Regions from separate parts of the Homo sapiens genome. Here region 2 is linked to region 1. The links are chromatin loops, found by intact Hi-C in ENCODE. Cell type or tissue: K562. All regions are shown on one strand. Links, peaks and the distances in the headings refer to the core of each region. The heading gives the core; the rest is flanking DNA.

What was found. A loop is a pair of places that touch in the nucleus more often than their neighbours do. Peaks named below come from ENCODE experiments on the same cell type or tissue, not always from the same donor. Only the 100,000 strongest peaks of a DNase experiment are listed, where the experiment ranks them.
Region 2: a loop joins it to region 1, with 2.5 times the contacts of the local background. A loop is called at or near these places in 1 of 110 quality-filtered maps.

Annotation. Positions count from the first base shown.
Region 1 is chr6:45,183,381-45,188,644 of GRCh38, forward strand. All of the region lies in intron 2 of SUPT3H (SPT3 homolog, SAGA and STAGA complex component), which reads right to left. Among named protein-coding and RNA genes, the nearest start is that of MIR586, 12 kb to the right of the region's middle. In K562, for the core only: no CTCF peak of the experiment used is centred there; a DNase peak (open chromatin) is centred at 2,211.
Region 2 is chr6:45,289,662-45,294,925 of GRCh38, forward strand. The region is part of intron 2 of SUPT3H (SPT3 homolog, SAGA and STAGA complex component); the gene reads right to left. Among named protein-coding and RNA genes, the nearest start is that of RUNX2, 36 kb to the right of the region's middle. In K562, for the core only: no CTCF peak of the experiment used is centred there; no DNase peak of the experiment used is centred there.

The sequences.
Region 1 (5,264 bases), core at 688-4,687:
CACGATGCATAAGTAATGTACATAAGTAACTGAGACTAGATAATTTATAATGAAAATATAAACAAATTTACTCATAGCAGAAGGTAAAGTGGGAGCAGGTACATCACAAGGCAAGAGAGGGAGCAAAAGAGAGAAGAAAAAGGTCCCACAAGCTTTTAAACAACCAGCTCTTGCGTGAACTCAGAGTAAGAACTCGCTTATCACCAAGTGGATGGTACCAAGCCATTCAGGAGGGATCCCATCCCATGATCAACAACTCCCACTAGGCCCCGCCTCCAACACTGGGGATCACATTTCAGCGAGATTTGGAGGGGACACACATCCAAATCATATCAAGTATAATGAGAGTGCTTTGGAAAATATTCAGTAACAAAAAGCTTATTAAGCCACAAAGACACAGAAGAACCTTAAACGTACCTTGCTAAGAGTCAAAGAAGCCAATCTGAAAAGGATACCTACTGTATGATTCTGATACAACATTCTGAAAAAAGCAAAACGATGGAGATGGCAAAAAGATCATTGGTTATTAGGGGTTGGTGGGGGATGAGGAAGTGAAAGATGAAGGGATGAACAGGTAGACACAAAGAATTTTTAGCACAGTGAAACTATTTTGTATGATACTGTAATGGTGCATACATGTCATACATTTGTCAGAACATACAGGATGTATTTGGCTCATCAGTTTTAACAAACACATCACACTAATGCAAGACGTTAATAAGTGGGGGAAGGAGAGAGTACATGGAAACACTCTATACTTCCTTTACATTTTTCTGTAAACTTAAAACTTCTTAAAAAAAAGTCCATAAATCTTTTTAAGTTTTAGAAACAGTGTGATGATTGCACAACATCGTGAATGTAATTAACGCCTCTGAAGTGTATGCTTAAAAATGGCTAAATTATAAATTTTATGTTATATATATTTTACCACATTAAAAGACAAAGCACTCCTTTTTTTATAGGAAAATAATCCTGTTATTCTAACAGGGGAAATGGTAATAATGAATCACAGCCCGATGTCCAAATTGATGAAAATCTTCATGGAAAAAATTCTCACCAAATATTACTCCACTATAATAATGAGATTTAATTTTATTTTTGAGTGCTTCTATGTGAACAAAAACAATATTTTGAAGGCTCTCTGGTTGCATCAACGTGGAAAGCCCCAGAGCTCCCAGGTCATTCCTCTTACAACTAAAAAACCCAAAACACAACACAACAAGAAAAGCACAGGACATCGCTGAAAGGTAGAAAAAAAGAAGGCTGGCTGCCTAGGGACGTCACTATTTGATAAATAACATGGCAATGAGTCCCCTGCATCTCCTTATTGCCTCCCATATATCCCAAACAGGGTGATAGAGAAGACTCCGATGTAGAACCACCAACAGGCAGAGGAAAAAAAAAAAAAAAAAAAAAAAAAAAACTCCAAGGAAAGCCTGTTCCTAACTAGCAAAGCAATGATCATAAAAAGGGTGGGCAAACAACAAAAAGCATTTTTGGCAGTATCAGCCAATCATCAATGGAAAAACAGCTTTACCACCCACTTTCAGCAGGCCAAATGGTACATTAAATTTCCACTCCAAAAATCTCTAACCTATTCCGTCCTTGCAGGTAGCCTAACTTACCCAACAGTAGTCAATCAGGAAGTTTGGCAGGCTAATTTTCCATCATCTACCAGATAGGCTAAGGGTACTTTCACTGGGGCAGAAGCAGGAGGAACTGATTTTACATTCCCCTCTGTGGATCGCATTCCTCCAACTGATTAGTGTCTACAGGGTGCAGCAGCAAGCTAAGCCTCCATCCTGACCCAGCAGCAAGGAGACTTTATTAAGAAGGAAATCCAAAGCACAGCTAATCGCCACTATGTCTGTTGTTAGTGGGACGCAGGAAAGAGTTGAGCCTGAACTACCAGACAGGAACAAAGAGACTGTACAAGTGGGGGCTAATTGGTATTCTACTTTTCTCCTACCCTTGGTGTTACTGATGCCCAATGGAAGCTGGGTCTCCATACCTACCCAGAAGCAAAGAGACTTGTGAAAACTGATTATGCAAAGGAGATTTTTTTGTCATACCCAACAAAAATAAAGTGGGAGGAGTCTTAGGGAAAAACATTCTAGGAACTATCTCACAAGCCCAGTCCAAAACCGCAACAGCCTGCCATAACTTTAAGCTTACAAGTTTTACCTAGAAACTGTCACTCACCAATCAGAATTCACCAGCCCCTGTAAGACACTGCCAACACCAATGAACTTGCAAAACAAATTACATAAGCTTCCTCTGTTCCCCCAGTAAAGCCCCAGACTTTTCCTTTGTTCTTCAGACACACCTAGGGGCTACCCCAGTTTTTGTGTTCTGAACTGCAATTCCTGTATATTATTTCCAAATAAAACCTTTGCTTGGAGACTTGTCTCTATATATTTATTTCATGCTGACAGACTGAAGAGGCAGTGTCAAGCAGGGCTACTCAGCACTCCTGTTCTCCACTCCACCCATCAGGATCAGCAAAGCCCAGAGGGAAGCAGAGTCCCAACCCACTTTGTACCAATGAAGCCAAAAAGGTGAAGGAATGCAGAGCTGGTGGGCACTCCACTTTCCCCTCCTACTCCTGTAGCAGTGGGTTCAGCAGGGGACCAATGTTAAACTCAAACCAGAGGCAAACAGGAAGGGAGGTAGACCACTTTCGCAAGAAGGCATCAGTGGGCTGAGGAGGTGAACATCCACATCCTATCTGTAAAGGCAATGTAAGTCAGTGTCCCACTTTGCTGTAGTGGTACTGGGGGAAAGGGCAGGCAGTGGGAAGGTGAGAATATACTCACCTAGCCCTCATGTTACACTTCAACAACAACAAAAAACATTCAAAGCCTCATAATATCCAAAAATCACTGTCATCCCAAGAACCAGGAAATCATAATATGAATGAAAAAAACAACCAACAGATGTCAAAACTAAGATGAATCAAATGTTTAAATTATCTGACAGGATTTTAAAGTAACCATCAAAGACGTATTTCAAAAAACCTTCAAAAATCTCTCTCAAAAAATGGAAAATCTCAGCAAAGAAACACAATTAAAAAAATAACCAAATAGAAATTATAGAACTGAAAATATAATAGCCCAAATGAACTCGCTGGATGCACTCAATGTTAGAGTGGAGATGACAGACAAAATCTCCAGGCTCAGATAGTTTCACAGGAAAATTCTACCACACTTCTACCAGATTTAAAGTAGAATTAACATCTAATAAGGTTCAGTACACACTCCTCCAAAATATTTTAAGCTGGAAAAATTTGAGAAAATCTCAGAAGCAGGTACACCACTCTTACCTTCCTCCAGCTCTTCTCCCCTGACCCAGGTCATAAAATCTAAAAAGGATTTTCTGACATTCCCATGAAGCAAGTCATAAGATCCTCATTTGAGAGGTGTCCTTCCTATACTCAGAGGAAAGGAACATCCTGATTTCTGATGATTTAGGGTCACAGAGAAGAACCTGAATAACACCTTGCTATGTTCCCTCCGGTTTATTACCATTAGGTCATACTTTTTAATCCAGTCATACACACACTATCCACTTCTTCATCAAACCTAGCACTAAAAGTACACAGGTTTAGGCCAAGCGCAGAGTATGCACCCCTGTAGCCCCAACTACTTGGGAGGCTGCGGCCAGTAGATACCTTGAGCCCTGGAGTCCAGCCTGGGCAACATGGTGATACTTTTTCGCCTTTAAAAAAAAAAAAAAAAAAAAAAAAAAAAGATGGCCAGATGCAGTGGCTCATGCCTGTAATCCCAACACTCTGGGAGGCGGAGGCAGGTGGATCACCAGAGGTCAGGAGCTCGGGACCAGCCTGGCCAACGTGGCGAAACACCGTCTCTACTAAAAATAGAAAAATTAGCTGGACCAGGTGGCGGGTGCTTGTAATTTCAGCTACTCAGGAGGCTAAGGCAGGAGAATCGCTTGAACCCAGGAGGTGGAAGTTGCAATGAGCCAAGATTGTGCCATTGCACTCCAACCTGGGCGACAAGGGCAAAACTCCGTTTCAAAAAAAAAAAAGACAACCCACACACAGATTTACCTCTTTCTTCAGGTTCCTTTCCCTTACGAGGGCTGTGTGCCATGTAAAACTCCTATTATATAAATGTATCTTTTCTCTTGTTAATCTGTCTTTTCTTATACTGGCCTCAGCCATGAACCTAAGATGTGAGGACCTAAGAGAGAGGAAAAGACACTTTTCTTCCCAAACACATCAATTTTATATAATCTGTTCCAGGAAATAAAGGATGAGGGGAAACACCTGATTTTATAACTATTATTATTACTGTTATACCAAGACAATACAGTACAAAAAGACCAAGGCACAACAAAACCAAAGGGAAGTACAAAACAGAAAATAACAGACCAATATTTCTCATGAACTTAGATGCAAAATCATCAACAAAATGTTAGCAAATCAAGTCTGGCAATATAGAAAAATAATTACAGCAGTTCCCCCTCACCATAGTTTCACTTTCTGAGGTTTCAGTTATCTACTGTCAACTGTGGTCAGAAAATATTACATGGAAAATTCAAGAAATAAACAATTCATAAGTTTTAAATTGCATACCATTCTGGGTAGCATGATGAAATCTCACTCTGGCCCACCCAGGACATGAATCACCCCTTTGTTAAGCCTGTACACACTTCTATAGGCTACCTGCCCATTAGTCACTTTGCTGCCTTCTAAATTCTATCAGATCAACTGTCACAGCATCACAGCGGTTGTGTTTAAGTCATCCTTATATTATTTAATAATGACGCCAAAGGGCAACAGCAGTGATGCTGGCAATTCCAATTTGCCAAAGAGATGCCATAAAGTGGTTTCTTAAATTGGAAAGGTAAGACTTCTTGATTTAACAAGGAAAGGAAAGAAATCTTATGCTGAGATTGCTAAGACGTATAGTAAGAACGAATCTTCTATTCATGAAATCGGGAAAAAGGAAAAAGATTTTCTTGCTAGTTTTGCTGTCCCACCTCAAACTGCAAGTTATGGCCACAATGCATGATAAGTGCTTAGTGAAGGTGGAAAAGGCATTAAATTTGTGGAAGACATGAACAGAAATGTGTTCTAATTTATAGCAATCAGGTTTGGTACTATTTGTGGTTTAATGCATCCACTGGGGGTCTTGGAATGTATCCTGCACAGATAAGGGGAGACTACTGTGTCTAACAATAATCAGTGGAATTTATTCCAGGCATGCAAGCCTGTTACAACATTTGTAAATCAATCAATG
Region 2 (5,264 bases), core at 746-4,745, 110 kb after region 1:
CCATTATTGCTCTTCAGTTCCTCAAAAAGGAATAAGTAAACACGAGAAAACATCCATCAGTCATACCTCTGTTACGTCATATGCTATAAGTTTCACAGGTAAGGATGAGATATTTACTAAATATGCTTGCTGTTTAGATTTTAAACAAAAAATGGTACGTCAGCTGGTAACACTAGTACAGAGGAGACTGAATTATGATTGTTTTTAACAGCAACAATTTCTTAACAAAAATATTAAAGTCCTGGTGCAATGGTTCACACCTATAGTCACCTAGCATGTTGGAGGCTGACGCAGGAGGACTGCTTGAGCCCAGGAGTTCAGGACCAGCATGGGCAACAGAGATGCCATCTTTACAAAAATTTTAAAAAGTTAGTCAGGCGTGGTGACACACACCTGTAGTCCCAGCTACTGACAAGCCTGAGGTGGGGCAATCGCTTAAGTCCAGGAGTTCAAGACTGCAGTAAGCCATGATCATGCCACTGCACTCCAACCTGGGCAACAGAGTGAGACCCCGTCTCAAAAAAAGAAAAAAAAATTAAATATATTTTTCTTCCTTTGGACAAATTCAATCTAAATTTTAAAATCATTTGGAAAGTAAAAAGGCTCTTGCTTTTATTTGTGAACAAAAAGGAAGACAAATGCTGACTTAACATATAACTACCTTGGAGTTGGTCAATTTAAATTATCTACCAGGCACAGATCAAACTACATTTGTAGTACTCCAGTCAGGTCTGAACTGCACTGTCATAGGATTAAGTGAATCTCTTCTGGAAAAAGATCAGGGCATGGATGATCAAAAAAAAAAAAAAAAAGCAGAGGGTAGGGAGTGGAATGGAAGAGAAATCTAGCATTTATTTTGTATTTACTCTTCTGGGCACTGTTTTAACTATATACTCCTTTAAACATCAACAAAAATCCCGTAAGTTGGGCCTTATGATCTCTCTTTTAAAAATATTTTTAAAAAACTAAAAACTAAGTCCAAAGAAGTGGCTGAAACTCTCATTCAAAGCTAAAAGCAGAGTTAGACCAGGTATCAGGTCTATCCAATTCCGAATTATTTCTAAACTATTGTTTGTAGTGTCACATGATAACAGTAGCTAACACTGAGGACTTACTCTATGTACTAAGTATCCCACAGTATTGTATCACATAAGCCTATGGAGCCAGAGGCTTTTCTAGTCTCATTTCACAAATGAGGAATCTGAGGCCCAAGAAAATGGATGGATCATGGCAGACAGGAGGCAGGACTAGACTGCAGCTCTAACTCGGATGGACAGAGCAGCATGTGGAGGCTCGCATCATGAATTTTTGCTCCAGAACGACTGCAGGAATAAATCAGGAAACCTGAAAGGACCCACAGACCCCCTGAAGGAAGCAGATTCCTCCTGCAAGACCCTGGAGACACCCCAAATACTGTGCTGGTATACACAGCTGAGAGACTCACAGATGGTTCACATCACAGGACTCTGCAGACAACCTGCAATACCAGCCCAGAGCCTGGTAGACTTGCTGGGTGGCTAGATCCAGAAGAGAGATAATCACTACAACTCGGCTCCCAGGAAGCCACATCCATGGGAAAAGGGGGAGAGTACTACATCAAGGGAACACCTCATGGGACAAAAGAATCTGAACAACAGCCTTTAGCGCTAGACCTTTCCTCTGACAGAGAGAAGGAACCAAATGAGAAGGAACCAGAAAACCAACTCTGGTAATATGACAAAACAAGGTTCTTTAACACCCCCCAAAATCACACACTGGCTCACCAGCAATGGAACCAAACCAAGAAGAAATCCCTGATGTACCTGAAAAACAATTCAGGAGGATAGTTATTAAGCTAATAGGGGAGACACCAGAGAAAGGTGGCCACAATGTAAGGAAATCCAAAAAATATTACACGAAGTGAAGGAAGAAATATTCAGGGAAACAGTATAAATAAAAAACAATCAAAACTTCAGAAAACAATGGACACTCATAGAAACGCAAAATGCTCTGGAAAGTCTCAGCAATAAAACTGAAAAAGTAGAAGAAAAATTCAGAGCTTGAAGACAAGGTCTTCTAATTCACAAACTCCAACAAAGACCAAAAAAATCAGAAAATACGAACAAAGGCTCCAAACAGTCTGGGCTTATGTTAAACAACCAAATCTAAGAATAATCGGTGTCCCCAAGGAAGAAGAGAAATTGAAAAGTTTGGAAAACATACTTGGGGGAATAATCGAGGAAAACTTCCCTGACCTTGCTAGAGACCTAGACATCCAAATAGAAGAAGCAAAAGGAACACCTGCAAAATTCATCACAAAAAGATTACTGCCTAGGCACACTGACATCAGGTTATCTAAAGTTAAGATGAAGGAAAGAATTTTAAGACCTGTGAGAAAAAAGCACCAGGTAACCTACAAAGGAACACCTATCAGATTAACAGCAGATACCTAAGCAGAAACCCTACAAGCTAGGAGGGATTGGGGCCCTATCTTCAGTCTCCTCAAACAAAATGATTTTTGTCAAGCATTTTGTATCCAGTGAAACTAAGCTTCATATATGAAAGAAAGATACAGTCTTTTTCAGACAAACAAATGCCGAGAGAATTCGCCACTACCAAGCCACCACTACACGAGCTGCTAAAAGGAGCTCTAAATCTTGAAATAAATCCTGGAAGCACATCAAAATAGAACCACTTTAAAGCATAAATCTCACAGGACCTATAAAACAAAAATACAATTTTAAAAAACAAAAACAAAAATACAATTTAAAAAACAAAAACAAAATCTAATGTATACAGGCAACGAATACCATGGTGAATAAAATGGTACCTCACATCTCAATACTAATATTGAATGTAAATGGCCTAAATGTTCCACTTAGAAGATACAGAAATGCAGAATGGATACGTATCCACCAACCAATTATCTGCTGCCTTCAGGAGACTCACCTAGCTAACATATAAAGACTCACACAAACTTAAGGCAGAGGGGTGGAAAAAGACATTTTATGCAAAAGGACACCAAAAGCAAGCAGGAGTAGCTATTCTTATACCAGACAAAAGAAACTTTAAAGCAACAGCAGTTAAAAAAGACAAGGAGGGACATTATATAATGATAAAAGGCCTTGTCCAACAGGAAAATATCACAATCCTAAAAATACATGCACCTGACACTGGAGTTCCCAAATTTATAAAACAATTACTAACAGACCTAAGAAATGAGATAGACAGCAACACAATAATAGTGGGGGACTTCAATACTCCACTGACAGCAGTAGATAGGTCATTAAGACAGAAAGTCAACAAAGAAACAATGGATTTAAACTATACCTTGGAACAAATGAACTTAGCAGATATATACAGAACATTCCATCCAACAACCACAGAATATACATTCTATTCAACAAGGTGTGGAACTTTCTCCAAGACAGACCACACAATGGGGCACAAAATGAGCCTCAATAAATTTAAGAAAACTGAAATTATATCAAGCACTCTTTCAAACCACAGTGGGATAAAACTGGAAATCAACCCCAAAAGGAACCTCCAAAGCCACGCAAATACATGGAAATTAAACAACCTGCTCCTGAATAATCAGTGGGTCAAAAATGAAATCAAAATGGAATTTAAAAAATTCTTTGAACTGAATGACAATAGTGACACAACCTATCAAAACCTCTGGGACACAGCAAAGGCAGTGCTTAGAGGAAAGCTCATAGCCCTAAACACCAACATCAAAAAGTCTGAAAGAGCACAGACAGACAATCTAAGGTCACACCTCAAGGAACCAGAGAAACAAGAACAAACCAAACCCAAGCCTTGCAGAAGAAAGTAAATAACCAAGATCAGAGCAGAACTAAACGAAACTGAAACAATCAAAAAAAAAATACAAAAGATAAATGAAACAAAAAGCTGGTTCTTTCAAATGATAAACCTGAGAGACCATTAACAAGATTAACTAAGAAAAGAAGAGAGAAAATCGATATAAGCTCAGTGAGAAACAATACATGTGAAATTACAACTGACGCCAAAGAAATACAAAAGACCCTTCAAGGCTACTATGAAGACCTTTACATCCACAGACTAGAAAACCTAGAAGAAATGGATAAATTCTTGAAAAGATACAACCTTCCTAGCTTAAATCAGGATAAATTAGATACCCTGAACTGACCAATAACAAGTAGTGAGACTGAAATGGTAATTTAAAAATTACTATCAAAAAAAAAGTCCAGGACCAGATGGATTCACAGCAGAATTCTACCAGACACTGAAAGAATTGGTACCAATCTTATTGACACTATTCTACAAGATAGAGAAAGAGGGAACCCTCCCTAAATCATTCTATGAAGCCATTATCACGCTAATACTAAAACCAGGAAAGGACATAACCAAAAAAAGAAAACTACAGACCAATAACCCTGATGAACACAGATACTAAAATCCTTAACAAAATACTTGCTAACCAAATCCACAATATATCAAAAAGACAATTCACTATGTTCAAGTGGGTTTCATACCAGGGATACAGGGATGGTTTAACATACACAAGTTAATAAATGTGATACACCACATAAACAGAATTAAAAATCACATGATCATCTCAATAGAAGCAGAAAAAGCATTCAACAAAATCCAGCATCACTTTATGATTAAAACTCTTGGCAAAATCAGCATACAAGGGATATACCTCAATATAATAAAAGCCATCTATGACAAACCCACAGCCAACATAATACTGAATGGGGAAAAGTTGAAAGCATTCCCTCTGAGAACAGGAACAATACAAGGCTGCTAGCTTTCACTACTCCCCTTCAGCACAGTACTGAAAGTCCTAGCCAGAGCTATCTGACAAGAGAAAGAGATAAAGGGCATCCACATCAGTAAAGAGGAAGTCAAACTGTTGCTGTTTGCTGATATGATTGTTTACCTAGAAAACCCTAAAGCCTCCTCCAGAAAGCTCCTGGAACTGATAAAAGAATTCAGCAAAGTTCCCGGACACAAAATTATTGTACACTAATCAGCACCTCTTCTGTACACCAACAGTGACCAGGTTGAGAATCAAATCAAGAATCAACCCCTTTTACAATAGCTGCAAAAAAAAAAAAAAAAAAAAAAAAAAAAAACAACTTAGGAATATACCTAACCAAGGAGGTGAAAGACCTCTACAAGGGAAACTACAAAACACTGCTGAAAGAAATCCCAGACAACACAAACAAATGGAAACACATCCCATCCTAATGGATGGGTAGAATCAATATGGTGAAAATGACCATACTGCCAAAAGC